Regions from separate parts of the Homo sapiens genome. Here region 2 is linked to region 1. The links are chromatin contacts, found by Hi-C or POLR2A ChIA-PET in ENCODE. All regions are on one chromosome and are shown on one strand. The core of a region is the stretch at or near the end of the contact, and the rest is flanking DNA. Distances in the headings are between cores, read along the strand shown.

Region 1 (5,169 bases), core at 1,069-3,568:
CCAACTGTTCCAACCTCTGCCTGTTACCCAGTTCCAAATGTGCTTCCACATTTTCAGGTATATTTTCAGCAACACCCCACTCTTCTGGTACCAATTTACTGTATTAGTCCATTTTCACATTGCTGATAAAGACATACCTGAGACTGGGAAGACAAAGAGGTTTAATTGGACTTACAGTCCCACGTGGCTGGGGAGGCCTCAGAATCATAGTGGGAGGCAAAAAGCACTTCTTACATGGCAGTGGCAAGAGAAAATGAGGAATAAGCAAAAGCAGAAACCCCTGATAAAACCATCAGATCTCATGAGACTTATTCACTACCATGAGAACAGTATGGGGAAAACCACCCCCATGATTCAAATTATCTCCCACCAGGTCCCTCCCACAACACATGGGAATTATGGGAGTATAGTTCACCATGAGAATTGGGTGGGGACACAGCCAAACCATATCAACATATGTGATATTGCTAGGGACTGAATTGTGTCCTCCCCAAAATTCATACGTTGAAGTTCTAATTTCCAATGTGATTGTATTTAGAAATAGGGCTTTTAGGAGATAATTAAGGTTACGTGAGATAATAGAGATGGGTTCCTAATCTGATAGGATTGCTCTTCTTATAAAAAGAAAGAGAGAGAGAAAGAGAGAGATTTCTCTAGGAATAGGACATGTGAGCACATAGCAGGAAGGCAGGAAGCTAACCAGGAAGACAGCCCTTGTTAAAACTGGACCATGCTGACACCCTGTAGGGAACTTCCAGCCTCCAGAATCATGAGAAAACAAATTCTGTTGTTTAAGCCACTCAGTCTATAGAATTTTGTTATGGCAGCCTGAGCTGAGTAATACATATACCAAATTTAGGGCTATAGGAAAGCTTCAGGATAATGGATTTCAGATTGTGCAAAGGCTTTGTTATGAGGAATCCATTTGGAAAATAGCCATAGATGCTAAATGCCATCACATTTACTTGACCTGGCAATTCACAACCCATACATTCAACATAAATAACAACAGATTGGATGAGAAAAGAATACTTTTATATATACACTCTCAAATTTTAGTTAATCAAAATACTTGGGACAAAAATCGAAGCACTTGATAAAAAGAGTTGATTCAGATGTACTCTTTCCCTGAAGGTAACACAATAGTTTCCCTCTTCCCAAATCAATTCCCAGTGAATAATAGGACAATTTGTCACTTTCTAGACATTGGGGAAAAGGTTGTAGTTTTCATGTAATAGCATCATAGATATCCAAGACCATACAGAAAGTAAATGATACTGGAAAGTTGGAACTCCATCTCAGCACTAATTAAAACCATTGCCTTGGTCATATGCATAGGAAAAAAGAAAACAAAAAGAAATACATCTCAAAAGTTTTCCTCCTATAGACCAACTAAATTCTGTTTTAACTTGTAGGATTTCTGATGCAAAGGCCTGATAGAAGTTATCTGGCCACAGAACAGAAAGGTTTTCTTTGATATACCTGACACATAATGTAAGTATGCTTTTACTGAATATTCCCAATGACAGCAAACTCACTATCTTATGAGTCAACAAATTCCACCGTGGAATAGCTAAATCTTACAATCTTAAATTAAACCAAAAGATGTGTTTTTTTGTTTAAAGACTTTTTCACAAATTCTCTTTTGAAGCAATGTGAAATATTTAGAGTATGAAAGCAGTCATCACCAAATTTAATGTAGCCTATTTTTTATTTTTGCCTTTCTGGTCGAACTCTTTGTATATTCATTTATAATGTTAATTTTTTCAGTTGTATTACAGCACAGGAAAACTAAGCCTATGTATTATTATCACTTTGATAAATGAGACTATGAAAGTGATTAACAGCTTTTAAAATAGTTCACAGCAAAGCTCAGCCTTTAAAAAAAATTAATTTGCAATAAAAGAAATGAGAAATGCATTGGATCCTCACCTTCTCTTCTTTAGAGTTTTTCCCTTGATAATTAATGACTTAGACCTGCTACAGTTTGACATGGGAGAGAGGATGAGAGAAAGAACTGTTGATCCCCTTAAAAAAGAATACATGAGTTTATTGTCCCACCAAATTCTCAAAAGAGTCTGAGAATCAGAAAAGGTTAAGAATCACTGAAGGGAAGAGCCTTCAATAAAAATGAGACTTTAGAAATAAAGGGTTAAATGTAATCACAGCCACCAAATTGCTTTAGAGATAGCAATAAGGAAATTTCATTGGACTTTCAACCTCTGTAGACAATGGAAGGTGTTTGTTCAGTTAACTTTTCCGAAAAACGACTTCCTGCCAAGCAGTAGGCTGCAACACTTGCACACAATAGTCTGCACTTCCCACACAAGCCACTGCGAAAATCTGGATTTCCGTGGACTGTTTCTGAGGAGTGCCATTATATTAGAGTCAAGAAAAAAAGTGGGAGGGAGGAGGGAAACACTGCATTCAATTCTCTTGCAATCTATTTTTAACACGCCTGAGAAGGTTTTGAGCTATTAATGTAATGAGGCTAGACTCAAAAACAAAAAAAGACCAGCAGGGCAGCAAAGGCCCAACATGGAGGGAGGGGGGTTAATTCCTTAAGGATGTTGACAACTGTTTCAATATCACATGAGATGTTTACATTGCCCATCAATGTATGTTTAATTTGAGGAAATCCTGATTAAAAAGAAAATGTGTAATGTGAGTGAATTAGCTTTCCCCCGGTACTGTTTTTCAGTCAAGGGGAGTGTTTCATAACTCTCTGCTGTCCATCCACTGAATTTTATGTCTTACATATTTATCAGGAGAAATTGCTGCAATCCTCCATGCTGGTGGTGCTCTAGACTCTTTTAAAAAAAATGAGGAAAATATATACATATAAAATTTACCTTCTTTACCAGTTTTAAGCCTACAGTTCAGTGGTAATAAATATATTTATATTCTCTTTTTTTCCTTCATTCTCTCCTCCCTTCCCAGCCTTTCATAACCACCACTTTACTATCTTCACAAGATTCACTTTTTTACCTTCCACATATGAATGAGAACACACAATATTTGATCTAAGTTTTTTTTTCCCCGTAAAAAATATGGTCCCAGCTACTTGGAAGGTTGAGACAGGAGGATCACTTGAGCCCATGAGTTCATAGGCTACATAATGAGACCCTGTCTCTAAAAAGAGATAGATAGATAGATAGATAGATAGATAGATAGATAGATAGATAGATTTGATCAACACAGCTGTGATTCAGGATAGGTATTGATTGCTAGAACACTCAAGAAACAACAGCTTGTGCCAGTGTAGCATCACTTAAGTTCAAGATGTACCAAATTTTATGACACTGTGGAAGCTATATAGTAATGCCCTGCTGTTAAATTTCAAAAAGATAATACAATCAACAGCCACCACTTAGTGAAAAGTTGGGAATCTTAGGAGTATTTTTTAAATGTATTTCTCTAGGATACAAAATTAACATACAAAAATCAGTAGCATTTTTATATGTCAACAGCAAACAATTTAAAAAAGAAATCAAGAACGTAATCTCATTTACAATAACTACAAATAAAATAGCTTTGAAATAAACTTAATCAAATAAGTGAAATAACTTTACAATGAAAACTATAAAACATTGATGCAAGAAATTGTTAAAGGACACAATAAAATGGAAACAGATTCCATGTTCATGAATTGGAACAATTAGTATTGTTAAAATCTCCATACTATCCAAAGCAATCTACAGATCCATTGCAACCCCTATCAAAATACCAGTGACATTCTTCATAGAAATAGAAAAAAGAATTATAAAATTTATATGGAACCACAAAAGACCCAAAATAGCCAAAGCCATTGTGAACAAAAGAACAAAACTGGAGGAATCACATTACTGACTTCAAATTATACTACAGAGCTATAGTAATCAAAACAGCATGGAACTGGCATAAACACAGACACACAGATCAATGAAACAGAATACAAAACCCAGAAATAAATTCGTACATCTATGGTGAACTCATTTTTGACAAAGGTGCAAAGAATACACACCAAGGAAAGGAGAGTCTCTTCAATAAATGGTGCTGGGAGAACTGGATATCCATATGCAGAAGAATGAACTGAGCCCACTCTCTCTTACCATATATAAAAATCAAATCAAAATGAATTAAAGACTTAAATCTAAGATCTCAACCTAAGAAACTACTAAAAGAAAACATTAGAGAAACTCTCCAGGACCTTGATCTTGGCAAAGATTTGAGTAATGCCCCACAAGCACAGGCAACCAAACCAAAAATGGACAAATGGGATCACATCAAGTTAAAGAGCTTCTGCACAGCAAAGGAAACAACAAAGTAAAGTAACAACCCACAGAATGGGAGAAAATATTTGCAAATTATACATCTGACAAAGGATTAATAACCAGAATATATAAGGAGCTCAAATAATTCCATAGACAAACTAAAAAACTGATTTTAAAATGGGCAAATGATCTGAATGGACATTTCTGAAAAGAAGAAATACAATTGGCAAACAAGTACGTGAAAAGGTGCCCAAGATCATTAATCATCAGAGAAATGCAAATCAAAACTACAATGAGATACCATATCACCCCAATTAAAATGGCTTTTATCAAAAAGACAAGCAATAACAAATGCTGGCATGGATGTGTAGAAAGGGGAACCCCTGTACACGGTTGGTAGAAATGTCAATTAGTACAACCACTATAGAGAACAGTATGGAGGTTTCTCAAAAAAACTAAAAACAGAACTACCACATGATCCAGCAATCCCACTGCTTGGTATATACACCAAAGAAAGGACATCATATAATAAAGAGATATCTGCACTCCCATGTTTACTGCTGCAATATTCACAATAGCCAAGATTTGGAAGCAGCCTAAGTGTTCACAACAAATGAATGGATAAAGAAAATGTGGTACATGTACACAATGGAGTACTATTCAGCCATGAAAAAGAATGAGATCCTATCATTTTCAACAACATGGATGGAACTAGAGGACATTATGTTAAGTGGAATAAGCCAGACATGAAAAGACAAACTTTGCATGTTCTCACTCATTTGACGGAGCTAAAAATTAAAGCAAAAATTGAACTCATGGAAAGAGAGAATAGAATGATGGTTACCAGAGACTGAGAAGGCTAGCGGGGAAGAGGGGTGAAGTGAGGATGGTTAATGGGTATAAAAATATAGTTAGA
Region 2 (5,318 bases), core at 931-3,430, 110 kb before region 1:
ACAAATGTGCAGACAAAGGAAAAGAGGCAAATAGAGCTCTCTCAAACTGAGACTTTTTTCTATATAAACTATATGCACCTCTAAAACAGAGCGGAGGAACCTCATTGATTAGAATCATTTTTCCACGTGAAATATTTTGACCTCGGGAAAACTTGAGCAAAACAACTAGATTTTTTTTTAATAAAAAAACCAGAAATAAAATTTTTATGGACAAATAAAAGTCCTCCTGGTTTTTGCCTTTGTTTTCACATGATACAGACATCTTATGTTTCAAAGAAAAAAATATATAACCATAGTAAGGAAGTGCCTTAACAAAAACAAGGCAGAATAGGTTCTAAACTAGAGTGGATCATTTTTAAGAAGTACTAATTTATACCTACCTAGTTGTACCCATGCTAAGAACCAAAAACAAACTAAAAGCCTGGTTTCATTGTATTTTCATGTTTTCAGTACTACAGTCTGAATTTCGATATTTCACAAAAGAGTTGCTATGCCTTTATTCTTTGGCAAGGTCTGCCTGGCTCTCCAGTTTTCTTAGGACCCTGTACCAGAGGTTGCCACTCCAGCCAGCTTGGACGTTGGAAGCTAGAATCTGAACCTTAATTATGACCCACTCGTTCCACTGACTGGGTAGTGCAAACGTGAGTGATGTTCAAAGACGAGAAAATTAAGATAATAGAAGTTGCCTGCTCCTTAAAAACTGGAGGACAAGAACCTGTCTCCCAACTTTCCTAAAATTAAATGTCAAAGAGGGAGAAGAGTATATCAGTAATTTAAGAGGGAAGTTTATCTAGAATAAGGCCAGATTTTTTTTCAAAGCTACATTTATTTATACCCATGGCTTATGTGGGTTTAAAACAGATGCAGCCCTTACAATACATGTCATACTTGGAGCACGGAAGCTACCTGCAGAACTGATTCTGACATACAGGCGCCTAGCTTAGAATGCATTTCTGTAGAATTCAGGGAGATCAATAGACTCGGGAAACAAATATGTTGATGGATGAGGACGGGTCTGAAAACGACCAGGCTGAGGTGACCACGCTGCAGGTTTCACAGCTATTCCACGTTGGTAGAACGAAAGGGTTACAAACGATTCCCCTTTCTTTAAAAGGGAAAGGAAAAAAAGGAAATGAGGGGAGAAAAAAAGAGGAAATGGAAGGAAGAGAATGAAGCGAGTGGTGAGTAAAGGAAGAAAGAAATGAGGACGGGGAAAGAGAAAGAGAGAATCCCGAAGAGGGGCGGGGGAGTGGGAAGGAGAGCTATGATGTATGGACGCTCACCAGCCACCAGCCAAGCGCTCCATCACCCCCAAGCCTGCATCCCTCCCTCACTCGTCTGGAGACCTCGGGTTCCGCCGCCCTGGCGCTGACAGCCCTCCCCGTGACCCCGGCGCAGGCCACGCCGAGATGCCCAAAGTGGCCCACCGCAGCCAGCCCATCCGAACCCGCCACTCCCAGGACCGCGCTGGCCACCCCCATCCCCGACGTCCCCCCGCACCCCCATCAGTAGTGTCAGGGGAAAAGCCGAGAAGAGTGCAGCGAAGAGGAAAAAAATAAAGAAGGGGAGGGGGCGGGGGAGACGACCAAAAACAATTTTTAAAAATAATCTCATCATGGGTCCTGGAGAAGCAGCAGGGAGGAGACCCGTGACAGGCACCTGGAAATGAACACGCTGTTGCAAATACCCCGGGCTCCCTTGGGCTGGGCGATTTTCCACAAAAGGAACTTTGCAAGGAGCGCAGCGGTTTGCAATGGAAGAGGAGGAGATCGCAGCGTTACCTGGCCGAGGTCTTGCCGGCGGGCCGCGGAAATCCTCAGGTTTGCGATTTTGAGCCACTTGATCAGGTTACTATGGAAATCGTCTTAAGGAGATGGAGAAAAAAAAGAAAAACCAACCGAGGCACATTCTTGTCACCCAGAAAGAAACTGCTTGGGCCGCTGAGAGCGGGTGCGGGACCGGGCGCGGGACCGGGCGCGGCGCCTCTCCCGGCCCGGCTCGCTCTTTCTTCCCTCCTCCGCCGGGCCGCGCCTCCCCGCCCCGCGCCGCCGCCACCTAGCAGCCCGCGGGCCGAGCCCAGCTCTCCGCGGCGCGCAGCCGGGAGCGAAAGCGCGAGCTCGCTCTCAGCCTCCAGCCGGCCTGGGCGGCGAGTGGCGCTGTTTCCCAGCCGCGCAGCTGGAATTTAAAGAGACAGGCGCGTCGCGGGGTCTGGGCCCTTGCCCAGGAGAGGAGCCCACGGGAGGCCCACCGTCTTGGAACCGCGCGGGATGGACGGAGCGGGCCCTGCGAGAAAAGTTTCCTGCGGGAACGGCGGGAGGAGCGCCTGAGGACCAGCCTCAGCTTCCTCTCCAGAATGCAGAACACAGGCTGCAAGGAGAGTAAGAGGGATTTTTTTTCCTCCCTTGGAGACTAAGGGGGAAATGATTTGTATGCTCAACAAGTCTTGCATCTATTTTCAGCTGCTCTAGTTTCCGTCCATGAACACCGACTTATTTTCATTGAAAGCACACCTACAAACGGGGGATGGGCTGGGGGTGGGGGGTGGGTCACTCTTCATTTTATGTCCTACTAAACAGAGAGGCATGGGTTTAGAGGAAGGTGGTGATGGGAAGATATAGCTGTCAGATATCTGGGATTTTTTTTTCTCTTCCTCTCTCAGCCAGAGAAGCGTCTCCTTTTCTCTCCCCTCACTCCGAATCCTGTAGGATAGACTTGAAGGTCTATTGAACCTTTACTCCAGGATTATCCACAGGCTCACCTGCCCGCCTACCGGCACCTTTTCTCTACAGCTAGGAAGGCAGGTCTACTTCTATTGCTGAGAAGAAGCAAGATCCAGCAGAAAGAGGAGTCTAGCCTGGCCCTTTTCTATTCCTAGCTGAAAAACAGCTTTCAGTGGGCAGGTCTCTCACTGTTTCACTGTTACAAATAAGGCTCAGATCTCAACTGCTGACACGCAACCCAAACAGGATGTGCAGACCAATTCACATGGTTTGAGACCACCACATATTTGGAGAACCTGAGGAATTATGATGCAATCCATTTATTTTTCTGTCCTAACCATCACCTTTCATGCATGATATTACTAAACAGTCTCTGAAGTACTAGTTCAACTTGAATCCCTCCCCTGGAGAAGAGGTAGTAAGGGGACTCTCCTTATGGTCTTGTCTAGATCAACCAAACCGATTCCAGAGTCACTCTGGCATACAGTAGTAGACGCTCCATACATATGGATGGCATTATCAGAAAAAAAAAGTGAATCTAGATTACCAACACCTTGTGGGCAGGATTCATAGAGTATTCTGTGTTCTATCTTAGACTATACATTTTTATGAGCCCTACACATAGGAAGGATGCTACATTTTAACTCAAGTGTCATAAGCTTCTTTCCTGTATCTCCCTACCAACTTAACCTCCAGTCCTCTCACCTCCACCACGCTTCCTTCATGTTGCTCTTCCACCTTGCTTGCAGAGCAAGCCTTCCAAATAAATATTACGAGTCTTATATAACATCTTTATATATATCCCCATTTCCTTCAGGAAAGTGACCACATTTCTTGTTAGGGCATAGAACAGTTTCTTAGCCCCTTTGTGCTGCCATTACAAAATACCTGAGACTGGTTAACTTATAAACAACAGAAACTTATTTCTCACAATTGTGGAGGCTGAGAAGTCCAAGACCAAGAGGCTGGCAGGTTCTGTTTCTGGTGAGAACCCAGTCCCTGCTTCCAACACTGTGTCCTTACATGGACAAAGGGTAAAAGGGCCAAGGCTTTTAATCCCCTTTATAAGAAAGGAGACTTCATGATCTGATCAGCTCCCAAGGGTCCCTCCTCTTAATACTATAACATTGGAGATGGTTTCTACATGAATTTTGGAAGGACACAAATATTCAAACCACAGCAAAGAGTGTTTCTCAAACTTTAGCATGCATTGCAATCACCTGTATGACTTTTTTAAAAATTTGTAGGCCTCATGCCCAACTTTTCTTATTCAGGTGGTCTAGTCCAGGGTGATGTATAAGAATTTGTATTTCTAACAAGATCCCAAGTGATATCATGCTACTGGGCTGGGAATCACACTGTGAGAAACACTGGCATAGATCTTTTGTGATCTAGCCCCTACCTACTCCTGCTTCATCCCTCACACCTGCCCCTCAGTTCCCAAGCAGGTCAAACTTAATAACTTATTCCATGCTTTCTCATATAGCACCAGCTTACCCCTACCTGTACGTATGCTGTTCTCACCCCATCTGTACATGTGCTGTTCTCCACCAGGAATTCTCTCACATTCCCAACCCAACTCTTCTCCACATCCCACACCACCACATCTGGGTAACACTTGCTCAACCCCTGAGACTAAACTCCTTTGGAATGCCTCCACAAACACTCCCAGATCCTACAACAAAGTTTAGGTGCCATTTCTCTGTGCTGCCTCTATACCCACTTTTCACACATTAGGAATAATAATAGTACATTTATTTGTCTGCTTCCTCACTAGAATGTATGTACTAGGGGAAAGGATGGCAACTTATTTATCCCTGTATTCCCAAGGGTCTAGCACATTGGCTGAGACTTTGTAGCAGCTCAATAAATGTTCAGGTAGGTAGGGGAGTGAAAGAGAATGAGAGCGGGAGAAGAGAAACAAGGTTTTTGTTGTTGATGATTGTGATGATGATCAAAGACAAAGTTCGTGATAGTACTAGAAAGGACAGAGATAGAAAGGAGAATTAATATTTTTGAACTCCTTGTACTGTATGTATCAGGTACTGGGTTAAATGCTTTGCATGTTACCTCATCTATTCCTTAAAACACCTTGCAAGACAAATATTATATTACATATGAGAAATCTAAGACTTGGAAAAGTGAAGTTGCTTGCTCAACATCACACAGCTGTTTGGTGGCTGTTGCAGAACTGAGGGAGGGATGATTTGTTTGATTTACTATAAGCAGCACAAAGGCAGTTTTCCACAGGTATAAGTAAGTTTCATGTGTATTGTAAATATTCATGAGCATTTTGTTACTTTGGTTAATATTACTTGAGCTCTCACCACCCCTCTCCCAGAAGGGGTCTCCCTCACAGCCTAGGGTAGGAACCTCTAAAGCTTTACTGTGGCTTCCCTGACTCAGTAGTCTACTGAAGTGCAGTCTCCTCAGCGGATGTAAGGGGCTCCTCTGGCCTCTGTCATTTCTGTGCAGTCTTGCTCTACCCTTGTACCATATCCTTAGTGCTGTGTAAATTTGTAAAAGAGTCAAGCAAAGCAGACAAGTATAGTAATCCATTATGGTGATGGGGCCAGACTCCTTTGCTTGTCTATATTT

What was found. A loop is a pair of places that touch in the nucleus more often than their neighbours do. ChIA-PET counts read pairs that join two places held with the same protein, here RNA polymerase II (POLR2A). Pooled maps may share reads with other maps.
Region 2: a pooled map of heart left ventricle shows a loop between it and region 1 (2.1-fold over the local background). The contact joins two enhancer-like sites. A Hi-C loop is called at or near these places in 2 of 168 maps with a recorded cell type or tissue (colonic mucosa and mammary epithelial cell) and 5 of 50 pooled maps. POLR2A ChIA-PET finds 5 or more read pairs at or near these places in 1 of 52 experiments (OCI-LY7).

The regions. Positions count from the first base shown.
Region 1 is chr12:77,210,665-77,215,833 of GRCh38, reverse strand. No RefSeq gene overlaps it. Among named protein-coding and RNA genes, the nearest start is that of LINC02464, 100 kb to the left of the region's middle. Within about 2 kb of position 2,318, at least 2 of the 41 ENCODE cell types and tissues checked have a DNase peak (open chromatin) inside an H3K27ac peak, as active enhancers do.
Region 2 is chr12:77,321,678-77,326,995 of GRCh38, reverse strand. No RefSeq gene overlaps it. Among named protein-coding and RNA genes, the nearest start is that of LINC02464, 7.1 kb to the right of the region's middle. RefSeq lists a silencer at 1,971-2,030. Within about 2 kb of position 2,180, at least 9 of the 41 ENCODE cell types and tissues checked have a DNase peak (open chromatin) inside an H3K27ac peak, as active enhancers do.